Regions from separate parts of the Homo sapiens genome. Here region 2 is linked to region 1. Evidence: read pairs that join two places in POLR2A ChIA-PET (ENCODE). Cell type or tissue: CD4-positive, alpha-beta T cell. All regions are shown on one strand. Links, peaks and the distances in the headings refer to the core of each region. The heading gives the core; the rest is flanking DNA.

Evidence for each region. ChIA-PET counts read pairs that join two places held together with the same protein. Peaks named below come from ENCODE experiments on the same cell type or tissue, not always from the same donor. Only the 100,000 strongest peaks of a DNase experiment are listed, where the experiment ranks them.
Region 2: POLR2A ChIA-PET joins it to region 1 with 15 read pairs; 7 of 35 experiments call an interaction of 5 or more read pairs at or near these places.

The regions. Positions count from the first base shown.
Region 1 is chr4:2,494,539-2,502,869 of GRCh38, reverse strand. RNF4 (ring finger protein 4) reads right to left here. Exons shown (of 8, transcript NM_002938.5): 3 at 5,749-5,863; 4 at 2,132-2,211. Among named protein-coding and RNA genes, the nearest start is that of RNF4, 30 kb to the right of the region's middle. In CD4-positive, alpha-beta T cell, for the core only: no CTCF peak of the experiment used is centred there; a DNase peak (open chromatin) is centred at 4,749.
Region 2 is chr4:2,717,044-2,725,374 of GRCh38, reverse strand. The region is part of intron 20 of FAM193A (family with sequence similarity 193 member A); the gene reads right to left. Among named protein-coding and RNA genes, the nearest start is that of TNIP2, 35 kb to the left of the region's middle. In CD4-positive, alpha-beta T cell, for the core only: no CTCF peak of the experiment used is centred there; no DNase peak of the experiment used is centred there.

The sequences.
Region 1 (8,331 bases), core at 282-8,281:
CTTTTCTTTTCTTTTTTTTTTTTTTTGAGACAGAGTCTTGCTCTGTCGCCCAGGCTTGAGTGCAGTGGCGCGATCTTGGCTCACTGCAACCTCCGCCTCCTGGGTTCAAGTAATTCTCCTGCCTTAGCCTCCCGAGTAGCTGGGATTACAGGTATGCATCATCACACCTGGCTAATTTTTGTATTTTTTTTTTTTTTTGAGATGGAGTCTCACTCTGTTGCCCGGGCTGGAGTGCAGTGACGTGATCTCGGCTCACTGCAACCTCTGATTCCTGGGTTCAAGCGATTCTCCTGCCTTAGCCTCCTGAATAGCTGGGACTACAGGCGTCCGCATAATTTTTGTATTTTTAGTAGAGACAGGGTTTCACCATGTTGGCCAGGCTGATGTCAAACTCCTGACCTTGTGGTCCGCCCACCTCGGCCTCCCAAAGTGCTGAGATTACAGGCGTGAGCCACCGCGCCCAGCCTGAGACCCTGTTTCTAAAGCAAAAGAAAACACAAGTGTGAAAGGGGAAATGATGTTGGTTTGTCAGCCAACAAAAGCCAATCAATCATTGTCTTCCTGCAGTCAAAATCCTAGCTCTCTCCTCAGGGTCTGGCAGAGAGAAGGCCAAGAAGACTGTGGTGAACACTGAGTATTCAAGAAAAACAAAAAACAAAAAACAAAAAAACTTCTGCAGACACCACTTTCCAGCTTTAATGAGCAACTGGTGAAACCAAGGTGTCAGCTGGGAAAAAGAAAGAGGGGAAAAATCAGTGACTGTGCTGTAGCTGCCAGCTAATATACCAAATTAGTTATCTTTCCAGAACTCCATGCAGGACACAGGGATGATAAGCAAAGTCATATGTGTGTATGTACCTCAGAAAACACGTTAATGAGACCTAAGCAGGGACCACGTACAACTAAACCCACTGCTGCTTATCTCAGATGGTTTTCCATCCCTGTCCTTTTCTTTGCATTGAAGTCTTGAAACTTCTCAGTATAACCCTATTCTGAAGTTCTCAGCACAACTAAGAAGCAACACCTATGGGGTGTCCCTATTCAGATACCCAGGCATCAGCCAAACAGGATAACCCCAACACCAGTGAGCCCAGGGCCAAGGCGAAGACTCAGCTACTAGCAGCCCCCACACCCCACAGTCCTCCTCAGCAGCACTTACCACCCCACTGCCAATGCTGCCAAGTGTGCCCCCACCCCGACCTGTGTTCCGAGCACACTGTCAGAAAACACTCAAGTGGCATCTTCCAGAGGCAAACTTGCCCTTAAGATGCTGACCAGATTCCCAGACCTGCATGCACCATGAAACAGGTCTATCAGAAATAGCTTCTCCGTGTGTCCTCTGACCAGACAAGGCCTCCCTCCTGGCAGGCAGGACACGTATACACACGTCCCCTGCAGTCTGTAACCGGTGCCATGAGACAGGGACACAGGCAGCCTCCTGGGCTCCAGCCTCCCTGGCATCAGGACGCAGCAGGCATCAGGTGGCAATGCAGGGAGCCTGCATCCCCTGAGGCCATGCTAAGTAGCAGGCACTTTTGGAACTTGAGAGATTTCCCATGGGCAGTGCTGAGCCAACGTTCCCTTTCCTTTCAGTTGGGAGGGCATACACTCACAGTGACTGGGCACCATTCTAGGTGTCAGGCACTCAAACACGGCATCTGTTGTAAGATGTCTTACACCATGCCCTGCTGACATGAGTGACCTGTCCCCATTTCATGGAAAGTGAATGAGGCTAAGTCACATGCCCAAGGTCACACAGCTGGTGTAAACTGTGGAATCAGGGACTGAAGACAGATGTGGGGGTCTTGAGATTCTCCCCAAACCACTTTTGTGCCCAGGTGTGGCAAGGTCAGGTTACACAGACCTACTCCATAGGCGACAAGGCTATAACAAATGATTTTCCAGAAACATTTTTCATTTTGGGCTCTCGTCACTGAATGCATGAACTTCTTTGTTATTATTATTGTTACTGTTTATTTTCTTTCTAAAAGCTCAATTCCACAAGATGCATGAACTTCTTTAGCATAAGCTGTAACCTTGACTTGGAGTCTGTGACCAAGGCTGTCAGATGCTGGCACTGGCCAGGGACCCATACCCAAGAAACAGCCGACTCTCACACTCCAACACTTACCACAACAGAGTCATTGTGAGTCAGATCAACCACCACAGGCTCTAAAGATTCACAAGTGAGGTCCACAATTTCATCTCCAGCTTCAAAAGAAAGTATTTCAACAAGCATTAAGATTAAGAGGAAAGTAAGGTTGTATCCCTCTACACTTTAGTATGACTGCTAATGTTATAGGCTTACCCCAAACTAAAACAATCCTGAAGTATACACTGCAAAGAGCACCAGGACCAACACCTCCCTCAGGAGGGAAAGCCAGTAACCACCCTTCCAGAATTCTGCTCTGAGTGGGGAGGTATGGTTTTTACAAATGTACCTGGGGGGTTATGTATGTGTGCGCATGTGCATACCTCTATTCCACGGCATCCCACTTCCACACGGCTATGCCTCTGTGCCCCATCTGGGAGAACGCACCATGCATGCCCAGCCCCAGGCCTTTCTCTTTGGGATGGACTAGCCTGAAACCTCTGCTCCTCCCAGCAGGTGAAGCTGACCACTCTCACTTGGCCCAAGGACCAAAAGTCAGGCTTAGCTTAGTAACTTCATCGGTTAATCTAGGGCAAATTCTTTTTTTTTTTTTTTTTTTTTGAGACAGAGTCTCGCTCTGTCGCCAAGGCTGGAGTGCAGTGGTGCGATCTTGGCTCACTGCAACCTCCGCCTCCTGGGTTCAAGCAATTCTCTGTCTCAGCCTCCCGAGTAGTTGGGATTACAGGCGCCTGGCAGCATGCCTGGCTAATTTTGTTTGTATTTTTAGTAGAGATGGGGTTTCACCATCTTGGCCAGGCTGGTCTTGAACTCCTGACCTTGTGATCCACCCACTTCAGTCTTCCAAAGTGTTGGGATTACAGGCGTGAGCCACCGTGCCCGGCCAAGGACAAACTTTTAATTTCCATTTATCTCTCAAGTTTGTCTCCCTAGTTGGATGGAGAATAACAGTGATATATACTGATAGCTAGAACCTCAACATACAAAATGGGTTGCATCTGTTGTGAAGCTTGCCTTTCAGCCCTTAGGGTATACTGTGATGTCTACATGTGCACAGGATAAAGGTGAGAAGGACATGGACCAAACAGTTAACGTACAACTTCCATTTATATAAAGTAAAAAATGACGCACAACCATTTTTATTTCTGATTACTATTAATATTAATATTAAAAAGCACGGAATGGGCCAGGCACAGTGGTTCACACCTGTAATCCCAGCACTTTGGGAGGCTGAGGTGGGCGGATCACCTGAGGTTGAGAGTTCGAGACCAGCCTGACCAACATGGAGAAACTCCGTTTCTACTAAAAATACAAAATTAGCGAGGTGTGGTGGCACATGCCTGTAATCCCAGCTACTCGGGAGGCTGAGGCAGGAGAATTGCTTGAACCCCGGGATGCAAAGATCACGCCACTGCACCCCAGCCTGGGCAACAAGAGCAAAACTCCATCTCAAAAACAAACAAACAACAACAACAACAAAACACTAAATGAAGTTTTTTAAGAAACAGTATTGGTCTAATATTTGGGGAAAGTGTCTTGTAATGCATTTAACTTTTTTTTTTTGAGACAGAGTCTCGCTCTGTCGTCCAGGCAGGAGTGCAGTGGCACGATCTCGGCTCACTGCAACCTCTGCCTCCCAGGTGCAAGTGATTCTCCTGCATCAACCTCCCAAGTAGCTGGGATTACAGGCGCCCGCCACCACGCCCGTCTAATTTTTGCATTTTTAGTAGAGATGGGGTTTCGCCATGTTGGCCAGGCTGGTCTTGAACTCCTGACCTCAGGTGATCTGCACGCCTCGGCCTCCCAAAGTGCTGGGATTATAGGAGCCAGCCATGGCGCCCAACCCAACGTAACTTCTTTTATTTATTTTTTAGGTGGGGTCTTGCTGTTGCCCAGGCTAGAGTGCAGTGGCACGATCACGGCTCACTGCAGCCTCAATGTTCCAGGCTCAAGTGATCCTCCTACCTCAGCCTCCCACACTTGGCTAATTTTTTTATTTATAGAGACAGGGTCTCACTATGTTGTCCAGGCTGGTCTGGTACTCCTGGGCTCAAGCAATCTGGCTGGCCTGTTTTATTTTCTTGTATCATAAAGTTTCACAAGAATAAAAACCGTGATAATCTTACATATACAATATAATTTATATAAAATTATTGCATTCTTTATTAAAAAGAAGGGCTGTCCAACAGTCCATATACTGATATACAACAATTTATTGAACCATTCTCTTTCTGGTGAACACAATTCTGGGCTCTTACAAAAACAGTGCTCTAGGCCAGGCGGGTGGCTCAGGCCTGTAATCCCAGCACTTTGGGAGGCCAAGGCAGGTGGATAATCTGAGGTCAGGAGTTCGAGATCAGCCTGACTGACATGGTGAAACCCCGTCTCTACTAAAAATACAAAAAAAATTTAGCCGGGTGTGGTGGTGGGCGCCTATGATCCCAGCTACTTGGGAAGCTGAGGCAGGAGACTTGCTTAAACCTGGGAGGCAGAGGTTGCAGTGAGCCGAGATCACGCGATTGCACTCCAACCTGGCTGACAGAACGAAACTCTGCCTCAAACAGAAACAAAAACAAAACAGTGCTCTAATGGGCAGCCCTAAGTACACACAGGGGTAAGACTGCCTAGAGGATGACAAGTGCCATGACGGAAAGCAGTTCGTTCCTTTTTGGTCTAGAGCCAGGATCCTAGCCTCAAGTCAAGGCTTTCAAGAACTCATTTGTAGAAGTGAAACTCAGAGACCATATAGAGAACTTCATTTCTCCTGGGGGGCCCATGAAATTTATCTTGCACTAAGTTTCTTCTGTTTAAAACGCGAGTTTGCATGGCCGGGTGCAGTGGCTCACGCCTGTAATACCAGCACTTTGGGAGGCCGAGACGGGTGGATCACAAGGTCAGGAGATCGAGACCATCCTGGCTAACATGGTGAAACCCTGTCTCTATTAAAAATACAAAAAATTAGCCGGGTGTGGTGGCGGGTGCCTATAGTCCCAGCTACTTGGGAGGCTGAGGCAGGAGAATGGCGTGAACCCAGGATGTGGAGCTTGCAGTGAGCCGAGACTGCACCACTACACTCTAGCTTGGGCGACAGAGCAAGACTCTATCTCAAAAATAAATAAGTAAAAATAAAATGCCAGTTTGCAGGTATCCTAGTTATAAAAACAATATATGCAGAGCAAAGGGACTTAGGCCAGCCATCAACCACTTCTTGAGCAGGCAGAAGGGGAAATCCAATCTGGCCTCTGCCTATACCAAGCTCCAACACAGGGAGCTCTGTGGACAAGTTTGCCTTCTTGGGTGATTTCATGTCCTAATGAAAAACAGAAGAGGAAAGCGAAGTACTTTACAAGGTCCAGCAATTGGGGATGCAGTTTCAGATAGAAAAGGTGGGCTATCTCATTTGCGCTAGATTTTTTTTTAAATGGATCCTACCCCACTGCTGCACATTACCAGAGTTGAACAGTTAGCCCAGTTGAGAAGCTATTTCAGAATCTGTGAAGCTTTGAGTTGTACATGGTGAGTGTGAGACTGCATAGGCCTTCTAAAGACACTGAAAGCACCTTCTACTAGCTCACCCTGGTACAGTGTTCTCTCTCCACTTTAACACCCCACAGTTGTAGTGTCCCTGGCAATCTTACCAGTTTCCACGAGTTCTATGGGTTCTGCTTCCAAGGAGATCTCGGGGGTGGAGGTTGCTTCCCGAGTTCGCTTCTGAGCTTGTCTAGAATTTATTGCTCCACCACGACGCTTTCTCTGAGTAGCAAGGGGGAAAGAAGAGTCACATGAACACCAGAATGTCAGGGTTTCAGGAAGAACTAAATGGGCAATAGAAATGGTTCACTTCATTAAGAAGCCAGCGAGTAGACTTGAAGTTAGGGCTCCTTTCAAAACTTGAGATTCAAGAATACTGAATGCTTACGGAGAGAGAAACCATCCAAAACATAAAATGAGTAGAAATTCCAGAAAGTAAAACTTCTGTTTTATCAAACTATCAGCAGGTCGGCTGGGCATGGTGGCTCACACCTGTAATCCCAGCACTTTCGGAGGCTGAGGTGGGCGAATCATGAGGTGAGGAGTTCAAGGTCAGCCTGGCCAACATGGTGAAGCCTCATCACTACTGAAAATACAAAAGTTAGCTGGGCGTGGTGGCAGGCACCTGTAATCCCAGCTACTCCAGAGGCTGAGGCAGGAGAATCACTTGAACCTGGGAGGCAGAGGTTGCAGTGAGGCGAGATCGCGTCACTGTACTCTAGCCCGGGTGACAGTGTGAGACTCCATCTCAAAAAAACTATCAGCAGGTCAAAAGGGACACGATGCATCCCTTTACAAAAGCTTGAGGCCAAGTCAGGATTTGGACTTGGTAGTGGATGCCCTGGCCAAAAGGCTGGAAACTCTTCCCTTTAACCAAAAGTTATCAATTTCTCTTCCTTGACTTTGTGTTCAGCCTTTCTGAGCCCTTTTTGTTTCTTAGCATAAAGAACTTGGAGTTTTCTGAGTTTCTATACATTGTGGAAAGCTTATCTTCCCCTGGGAAATGTGGCCTTGAACCTTTCAGGGCACTATCAACTGTGATTCACACCAGACAATCACTCCCCACAAAGAACTCAAAGAACCAAAGCTGTTTTAAGCCTGTTCCCAGTGGCTACCCAAGAGCCATGTCTTCCGGAAAGTTCAGGCTCTCAGCTGGTTGATAAGCAACTGACACTCTGACCAGCCTTTCTTCCAAATCCTTAGGCTGCTGGTTTGCCAATATGCTCCAGCATTTCTGGTCTGCCTGGTCCCAAAAGACAAGCTGAGAATATCCTCCACCTTAATCAAGAGACAGAGCTGGCCAGGCGCAGTGGCTCAGGCCTGTAATCCCAGCACTTTGGGAGGCAGAGGCAGGCGGATCACCAGAGGTCAGGAGTTCAAGATCAGCCTGGGCAACACGGTGAAACCCGTCTCTACTAAAAATACAAAATTAGCTGGGCGTGGTGGCACATGCCTGTAATCCCAGCTACTCGGGAGGCTGAGGCAGGAGAATCACTTGAACCTGGGAGGTGGAGGATGCGGTGAGCCGAGATTGTGCCATTGCACTCCAGCCTGGGCAACAAGAGTAAATCTCCATCTCACCCCCCCCCAAAAAAAAAAGAGCTTCCCAACAGAGCCTGTCACCTTGTATTCCCACTGGTGTTTCCGTGCTCTTCTCCCTGTGCCCTGTCCTGCTATCCTTTGCACTGGACAACCTGGGACAAGTACTGCACTACTAAGTCTCAAGTTCCTCACCAGTACCAGCCTTGCAGAGCTGTTATAAGGTCTAAATGAGATCATGTATGTAAAGTACTGCGCAGAGACGGAAGATGCTACTACTATCCCAATTCCTTAGCCTTACTAGGGTCAATCTGTCCCAGGAAACTCTGAAAGGACCAGATATTGCAGGAGAGATTCATACAAGATCCAGGAACACCCACCATCCAGCCAAGCCCTCGCTAGGCAACAGGGATAAGCCTGATTCTGTGTTCCAATGCTACTCTTATCAAATGGCAGCTTGAGATGTTTTGGAAATGAAGCTGGGTCTAGTAACTTCCCACGGACTAAGGAGCACAGAACCAGCCCCAGGAGGGCCCAGAGGCCAAGCGACAGCAGCCAAAACTCCCAAGTGAGCAGCTGCTCTTGGCCTCAAGGGAGCTGACACTAACCTCAGTGGAGTTCTACTGCCCAGTGTTTTAAGGGTTTCCCCAGCAGCCACCAGGTTGCTTATGTAAAAAGTAAAGTAGAGGTTCCTCTTCAAAGACTTTCCTCCCCATCTAATTAGAAATAAATAGTAACTTCTCTTAAAAGCAAAATTTATTCAAAGACCTGTACTAACATTCTTAAATATCTGCTAGCCATAATAAAGAAATCAATGTACTTTATATTCTTAGCTCCCACAATTTAGCCTAAATATTTACCTTGGCATGCTTATATTAGTCCAAGCAAGCATTAGATCATAGCCTGTTCCTCTTCCTTATTTAAAGGTTATTTTTACCTTTTTCAGCATTCCACAAGTTACTTCCTCCTTCCTTTATTCTCCTCTGCCTTTGCCTCTTTTCAAAAGTTCTGGCCAGGTGTGGTGGCGCATGCCTGTAATCCCAGCACTTTGGGAGGCTGAGGCGGGCGGATCACAAGGTCAGAAGATCGAGACCATCCTGGCTAACACGTAGAAACCCCATCTCTACTAAAAAATACAAAAAAAATTAGCC
Region 2 (8,331 bases), core at 112-8,111, 220 kb before region 1:
GGGCTCAAGCGACCCTCCCCAACCTGAGCTTCCCAGGTAGCTGGAACTACTACAGTAGTGTGCCACCATGCCCAGCTGATTTTACTTTTTGTAGAGATGACGTCTTGCTGTGTTGCCCAGGCAAGCACCATATATATGTGTGTGTATATACATACATATATATATAGTTTTTAATTTAATTAAAAAATAGAGACAGGGCCAGGTGTGGTGGCTCACGCCTGTAATCCCAGCACTTTGGGAGGCGGAGGTAGGTGGATTACCTGAGCTCAGGAGTTAGAGGCCAGCCTGGCCAACATGGTGAAACTCTGTCTCTACTAAAAACACAAAAAAATTAGCTGGGCATGGTGGTGGGTGCCTGTAATAGAGGCTACTCAGGAAGCTGAGGCAGGAGAATCACTTGAATCTGGAAGGCGGAGGTTGCAGTGAGCCGAGATTGCACCAATTGCACTCCAGTCTGGGTGACAAGAGCAAAACTCCATCTCAAAAAGTTAAAAAATTCATAATAAAAAAACCTTCTCAGTTGACTGAATTCCTCTCTTCCGTAACCCTTGATAACGATATGCACTTTCTCAGCCCGCTTTTCTGTTTGTTGACATGATTTCTGCCAATAATGTAAAGCTTCATTGACTGGAAAGCTTAAATTCTTTATCCTCTGTTTGGTTTTTGAGACAGGGTCTCACTCTATCTCCCAAGCTGGAGTGCAGCGGCACAATCGCAGCTCACACCTCAAACTCCTGGGCTCAAGTGATCCTCCACCTCAGCCTCCCAAAGAGCTGGGATTACAAGGTGTGAACGCTGTGCCTGGCTTATTTCAGATAAACAAAATATTAATAATTGCTTATTTCTTAAGTTTTCACTATAATTTAAGGTTACTAAAAGCTAAAATTCTGACTAACATGGTAACTCAAAGTAGAGATAAGCAGGAAAACAGTTCTACATATAAAATACATAAGAAAAAGTAAGATGTGTTTTGGTAAGGAAGGTTATAAGAAAAACATGAGGATGTGGTTTTGTCAAAGGAAAAAGTGATTTTGACTAGTTTAGAGGTTATTTAAAAGTGGTCTTAAGTTGAAAAACAGATGGAAAAGAAAATAAATGAATATAGAAAGTTGGGAAAAGGAAGTGAATGGGAAAATTCTAAGAGGTTATAAAAGATTTATGGAAATCCTGTGTGGTCAAAGCTGATTGAAATTAGATGGATCTGTTTAAAAGATTTTACTACAATTAATAGTAATACACTGATGCAACTGGTTTTCTCTTTTCAATAAGATTTCATGTAGTATTAATAAGAGATAATAAAATACTTTGTCAATTATCTTTTGAGTAAGCTGAAAAAAAAAAAAAAGACATTCTGTTGGCCTCATGCCATTTTCATTATGTCTTCTGACTGTTGAGAAAACTGAGTCTCAGGCAGCGGGTGGTGGAGCACGCCTGTGGTCCCAGCTACCCAGGAGGCTGAGGTGGAAAGATCACCTGGGCCTGGTGGTCAAGGCTGCAGTGAGCCGTGATTGCACCACTGCCTGGACAATGGAGTGAGACCCTGTCTCAAAAAAACAAAACAAAACAAACAAACAAAAAACCCAGAAACCCCAACCCTCCAAAACCAGAGTCTCCTATCAAAACATAAAGGTTTTTGCTTTTTGAAACCTTTGAATTATTAGTTTGGTTAAATGAATAACTTCTTTTGTGATGATCTTATTTTGATATCAAGTGTTTTAAACCTTTGATATCTGACATACTTCCTAAAATCAAATTTTAAATTCTAAATTAGTCTTTTTTACTTCAAACTTTTTTTTTTTTTGAGACGGAGTCTTGCTCTGTTGCCCAGGCTGGAGTGCAGTGGCACGATCTCAACTCACTGCAACCTCCGCCTCCTGGGTTCAAGCAAATCTCTGCCTCAGCCTCCCGAGCAGCTGGGATTACAGGCACCCACCACCACATCTTGCTAATTTTTGTATTTTCAGTAGAGAGGGGGTTTCAACATCTTTGGCCAGAATGGTCTTGAACTCCTGACCTCATGATCCACCCGCCTTGGCCTCCCAAAGTGGGATTACAGGCATGAGCCACCGTGCCTGGCCTAAAGGATACTGTTTTTTGGTTTGAGACAGAGTCTCGCTCTGTTGCCCAGGCTGGAGTGCAGTGGCGTGATGTTGGCTCACTGCAACTTCCGCCTCCTGGATTCACGCCATTCTCCTGCCTCAGCCTCCTGACTAGCTGGGACTACAGGCACCTGCCACCACACCCGGCTAATTTTTTTGTATTTTTAGTAGAGGTGGGGTTTCACCGTGTTAGCCAGGATGGTCTCGATCTCCTGACCTCGTGATCCTCCTGCCTTGGCCTCCCAAAGTGCTGGGATTACAGGTGCGAGCCACTGCGCCCGGCCTAAAGTATACTTTTGTAAGCAAAATTGAAACACTGGACCAGGTGTGGTGGCTCATTCCTGCAATCCCAGCACTCTGGAAGGTTTGAGAATCCTCTGAGCTCCAGAGTTCCAGACCAGCCTGGGCAATGTGGCAAAACCCTGTCTCTTACTTACTTACTTATTTGTCTCTAAACTTGAATGAAACCTGAAAATGGTTATTACTGTCACCCATCCATTAGGTTTAATTATGGTTGCTTAAACTGTGGCTTGTTTATTCAACCACAAACATTCGTGAATGCCCAACAGCGTTCTTGCCTTGCAGCCTCTATGAGACTGATCCCCTCACTCCCCTAAACTGGAAGGGCTGACTGTGTCATCTCCCAGAATCCAAATTCTCTTTCCCTGTCCCTAGCTGGTCAAGCCCTGAGTTTGTGATGTTACCTTCTGCCTCTGCTGTCCCCTCCTAACTCTGACAATCACTAATCCTGTTTCCATTAGTGCATGTGTGACCCTGTCCCCCAGCCCCTTCTGGACACAGCAGCTGGAATAGAATGCTCAAGAACATCAACCACATTCCTGCTCCAAGCCATTCAAGGAAGAAATCCAATCCAAACCACTGCACAGCTTCCACAGGTTCTTGCAGCATGGGCACAGAGCTCACGCTGCTCTCTAAGGTCCCAGGCCCAGTGTGACCTGGCTTTGTCCCTCCCCACACCACCTGCACCCGAGACACAGTGGCCTCTGCATCAGGCCTGTTTTGTCGACTGCAGACTACGTGAGACATGCACACGGTGTCTGACACACAGGACAGCCACATAACCAGCAGGGAGAATCCTGAGTCACAGCACCCCCAGGTCACAAAACCTGACACTGCTAACCGTGGCGCCGTGCTGTCCTCTCCCAAGAGGTAGTCACAGCCCTAGGGTTTGGAGTAATTAGTTCACCATAGTTCTTGGTAATTTCGTGACTTCTCTATGACATCCTAAATGTTAGTATGGTTGTGCTGTGTGGCCTCATATCGAGGGAACTGCACTGTATGTACATGGTCTTACAGCTTCTTATTTCACTCAATGTTATGTCTGTGAGAGTTCTCCATGAGGTGACAGTCTGTTCGTCTTCACTGCGGTATGAACACATGGCAGTGAACAGACAGATGCTGCTGCTTGCCTCACGTTTGCCCCGCCCCCGGGACATGCAGGAGAACCTCTAGTCGTGCACACAAGTGTGCAGCTGTTTGTGGGGTTGCACGGGAGGCACAACTTCAATTTTGCTAGAGTCTGCCAAACTCTTTTCCAAAGTAATTTAACAGTTATGCTCCCCGGAGCAGTGGTTAGGGACTCCCGTCGCTTCACACCTTCCTCCAGCAGGAGAGAGGGAGGGCTCGCTAGCTGCAAACCCATGAAGCAGCAGCACCTCCTCTGGTCTTGCCATGGGGCTCCTTGGTCAGGCTGAAGACCTCTTTGTAGTTTAGTGGTCAAAAGCTTGCTGTGTAATCCTAATGGTTTGCCTTTTGTTTTAATTTTTTTGGAGAAAGGATCTCTCTATTGCTTAGGCTGGAGTGAGGTGGCGTAAGCATAGCTCACTGAAGCTTCAAACTCCTGAGCTCAAGGGATACTCCTGTGTCAATTTCCTGAGTAGCTGGGACTACAGGCATGTACCACCATGCCTGGCTTTTTTTTTTTTTTTTTTTTTTTTTTTTTGAGACGGAGTCTTGCTCTGTTGCCCAGGCTGGAGTGCAGTGGTGCAATCTCGGCTCACTGCAAGCTCTGCCTCCCAGGTTCACGCCATTCTCCTGCCTCAGCCTCCCGAGTAGCTGGGACTACAGGTGCCCGCCACCACGCCTGGCTAATTTTTTGTATTTTTAGTAGAGACGGGGTTTCACCGTGTTAGCCAGGATGGTTTCGAGCTCCTGGCCTCGTGATCCACCTGCCTCGGCCTCCCAAAGTGCTGGGATTACAGGCATGAACCACCGCGCCCGGCCCACGCCTGGCTAATTTTTAATTTTCTTGTAGAGTTGTGGTCTATGTTGTCCAGGTTGGTCTCAAACTCCTGGCTTCAAGCAATCCTCTTGCCTCGGTCTCCTAGCACTGGGATTACAGGCATGAGCCACTATGCCCGGTCCTTGACAGCTTTTATGATACTAACCCTTCCTGTCTTTGGATAATGAATCTCTGTGATTTAGATCTTCTTTAATGTTTTCCAATAAAGTTTCAGTCTTTTGTATACAAGTCTTATGCAACTTTTGCCAGATTTATCTGTGGATAGTGAGAGATTTTGGTGCTATTATAAATGCTCTTTTGAGCTACATTTCCAATTATTTGTGGTGTGGGTATAGAGAAAAATAACTGTTTTTTTTTTTTTTTTTAGACAGAGTCTCACTGTTGCCCAAGCTGGAGCACAGTGGTGCATCTTGGCTCACTGTAGCCTTGGTCTCCTGGGTTTAAGGGATCCTGCCACTTCAGCCTCCTGAGTAGCTGGGACCACAGGTGCATGTCACCACACCTGGCTAATTATTTTATTTTTTGTAGAGACAGTATCTTGCTATGTTGCTCAGGCTGGTCTCAAACTCCTGGGCTCAAGTGATCCTTCCACCTCAGCCTCACAAAATGTTGAAATTACAGGTGTGAGCCACCGTGCTCTGTTTAAAAACAAAAAACAAAAGCAAATAACTTCTGTACTGATCCTACACAGTTAGCCCCTTGCTGTAAGTTCTTTTATATTTCCTATGTAGACAATTAGATCACCTGTAAAATTGATTTTTAGTTCCTCTTTTATACTCCTTTAGCCTAGGAATTACAATTTAAGGTTGAATATAAAATACTTTTTTTGGAAATCTACTGATCCATGATCTACTAAGCCATGATCATATGGCTCTTCTTTAATATATTAATGTAGCAACTAACATTAGTGGATTTTCTAGCTGGGTGCGGGGGCTCACACCTGTAATTCTGGCGCTTTGGGAGGCTGAGGTGGGCAGATCACTTGAGGCCAGGAGTTCGAGACCAGCCTGGGCAATGTGGCGAAACCCCGTCTCTACAAAAAGAAGAAAAAAAAAATTAGCCAGGCATGGTGCATGTGCCTGTAGTCCCGGCTACTTGGAGGGCTGAGGTGGGAGGACTGCTTGACCCTGGGGAGGTCAAGGCTGCAGTGAACAGTGATTGTGTCATGGCACTCAAGCCTAGGTGACAAGAGTGAGACCCTGTCAGAAGGAAGGAAGGGAGGGAGGGAGGGAGGGAGGGAGGAAGGAAGGAGGATTTTTTTTTTTTTTTTTTGAGAGTGTCTCTCTGTTGCCCAGGCTGGAGTACAATGGTGCAATCTTGGCTCACCACAACCTCCGCCTCCCAGGTTCAAGTGATTCTCCTGCCTTAGCCTCCCGAGTAGCTGGGATTACAGGCATGCGCTACGATGCCTGGCTAATTTTGTATTTTTAGTAGAGATGGGGTTTCTCCATGTTGGTCAGGCTGATCTCAAACTCCCAACCTCAGGTGATCCGCCCGCCTGGGCCTCCCAAAGTTCTGGGATTACAGGCGTGAGCCACCACGCTTGGCCAATAAAGTGGATTTTCTAATATGAAACACTATTTGCGTTCCTGGGATAAACCAATTTGCTCATGGTATACTGCTTTTTAAAATACACTGCTCGATTTGGTATATTGTTTCTTTTTTTTGAAAATTACACTGATGTAGGTATGAGAATATTTTTGAGACGGAGTCTTGCTCTAGTTGCCCAGATTGGAGTTCAATGGCGTGATCTCAACTCACCGCAACCTCTGCCTCCTGGGTTCAAGCAATTCTCCTGCCTCAGCCTCCTGGAGAATATTTTCTTTAGGATTTTTGAATCTAATATGAGTGAGATAAACCTGTGATTTTTCATTTTTTCTGGTATTGTTTTGGGCAGATTTTGGTATCAGAATTTTACTTGTCTCATAAAACAAAGTAGGGAGTATTCACTTGTGTGTGTGATGTCTCACTCATTTAAATTCACTGGTAGAGTTTGCTCAAGACTGGATAATCCATTCTTTCAAAGTCTGAAAGTTTGGTAGAATTCTCGGTAAAACTGTTAAAATGTAGTTTTCTCACTGAGACTTACAGCTATTGTTTTCATTTCTTTAGTAGTTACTGGACCATTCAGGCTATTTTTACCTCAGGTTGATTTTGCATTTCATAGTTTTAAAGTCAATTGTAATGAAGTTGTTCCCAGTGTTCTCTTATTTTAATCTCTCCAGTATCTGTAGTTATTTCCTCCTTTTCACTTATATATTTACACACTTAAAAAAAAAAATTTATTTTTGAGACAGGGCTCTCGTCACCCAGGTTGGAGGGTAGATGCACAATCTTGGCTCACTGCAACCTCCACCTCTCAGGCTCAACCCATCCTCCCACCTCAGCCTCCTGAGTAGCTGGGACTACAGGCGCATGCCACCATATCTGGCTTACTTTTTTTGTATTTTTTGTAGAGACAGGATTTCACCATGTTGCCCAGGCTGGTCTTGAACTGACCTCAAGTGATCCGCCTGTCTTGGCTTCCCGAAGTGCTGGGACTACAGGCATGAACCACAGCACCCGGACAAAACTTTTTTTTTTTTTAATTACTGACATTTTCAAACACACACAAAAACAGATAGTATAGCATAATGAACATAGCCATCACCTGACTTTGATAGTTATCAACATCTTAATTCTTCTTCCATCTAATTATGCTATTTTTTGTGTCTTTTTTTCTCTATTATTCTTAATCTGTCTCCTAAAGATTTATTTGGTGTTTTCAATCAATCATATTTTAGCTTTGTTGATCTTCTCTACCAAATCTTTGTTTTCTATTTCATTATCTCTCTTATCTCCTTCTTTATATATTCTTTGGTTTATTCTATTGTTCTTTTCCTAATTTCTCAAGTGAAATCTTTAACTCATTATGTTTCAGGATTTTTAAAAACTAATTTAGGCAATTATAGCCTTACATAAACAGCTCTAAAAAGTTAACGTTTTTCGATATCCCGCAGGTTTTCATATGCAATGTTTTAATTATCTTTTTAGTTCTGTGTATTTAAAAATTTTGACAGTCTGGGCGTGGTGGTTCACACCTGTAATCCCAGGACTTTGGGAGGCCAAGGGGGGGTGGATCACCTGAGGTCAGGAGTTCAAGATTAGCCTGGCCAACATGGTGAAACCTCGTCTCTACTAAAAATAAAAAAATTAGCTGGGCGTGGTGGCAGGCGCCTGTAATCCCAGCTACTCGGGGAATTTTTTTTTTTTTTTTTTCAGACAGGGTCTTGCTCTGTTGCCCAGGCTAGAGTGCAAGTGCCGTGATCATAGTTCACTGCAACCTCAAACTCCTAGGTTCAAGTGATCCTCTGGCCTCAGCCTCCTGAGTAGCTTGGACTACAAGTGCATGCCTGGCTTTTTTTTTTTTTTTTTCCTGAGACAAAGTCTCTCTCTGTTTCCCAGGCTGGAGTGCAATGGTGCTATGTCGGCTCACTGCAACCTGTGCCTCCCAGGTTCAAGCAATTCTCCTGCCTCAGCCTCCTGAGTAGCTGGGATTACAGGCTCTTGTCACCACGTCCAGGTAATTTTTGTATTTTTAGTAGAGACGGGGTTTCACCATGTTGGCCAGGCTCGTCTCGAACTCCTGACCTGATCAAGTGATCTGCCTGTCTTGGCCTCCCAAAGTGTTGGGATTACAGGTGTGAGCCACCAGGCGCAGCCTCTAGTCCAGTTTTGTTGTTTTTATTATAATACAAATGCACGCTTAATCACACCTGTAATCTCAGCACTTTGGGAGGCTGAGGTGAGTGCATCACTTAAAGTCAAGAGTTTGAGACCTGCCTGGCCAACATAGCAAAACCCTGTTTCCACCAAAAATACAAAAATTAGCCAGGCGTGGTGGCAGGCCCCTGTAATCCTAGTTAGTCAGGAGGCTGAGGCAGGAGAATCGCTTGAACGTAGGAGGTGGGGATTGCAGTGAGCCCAGAT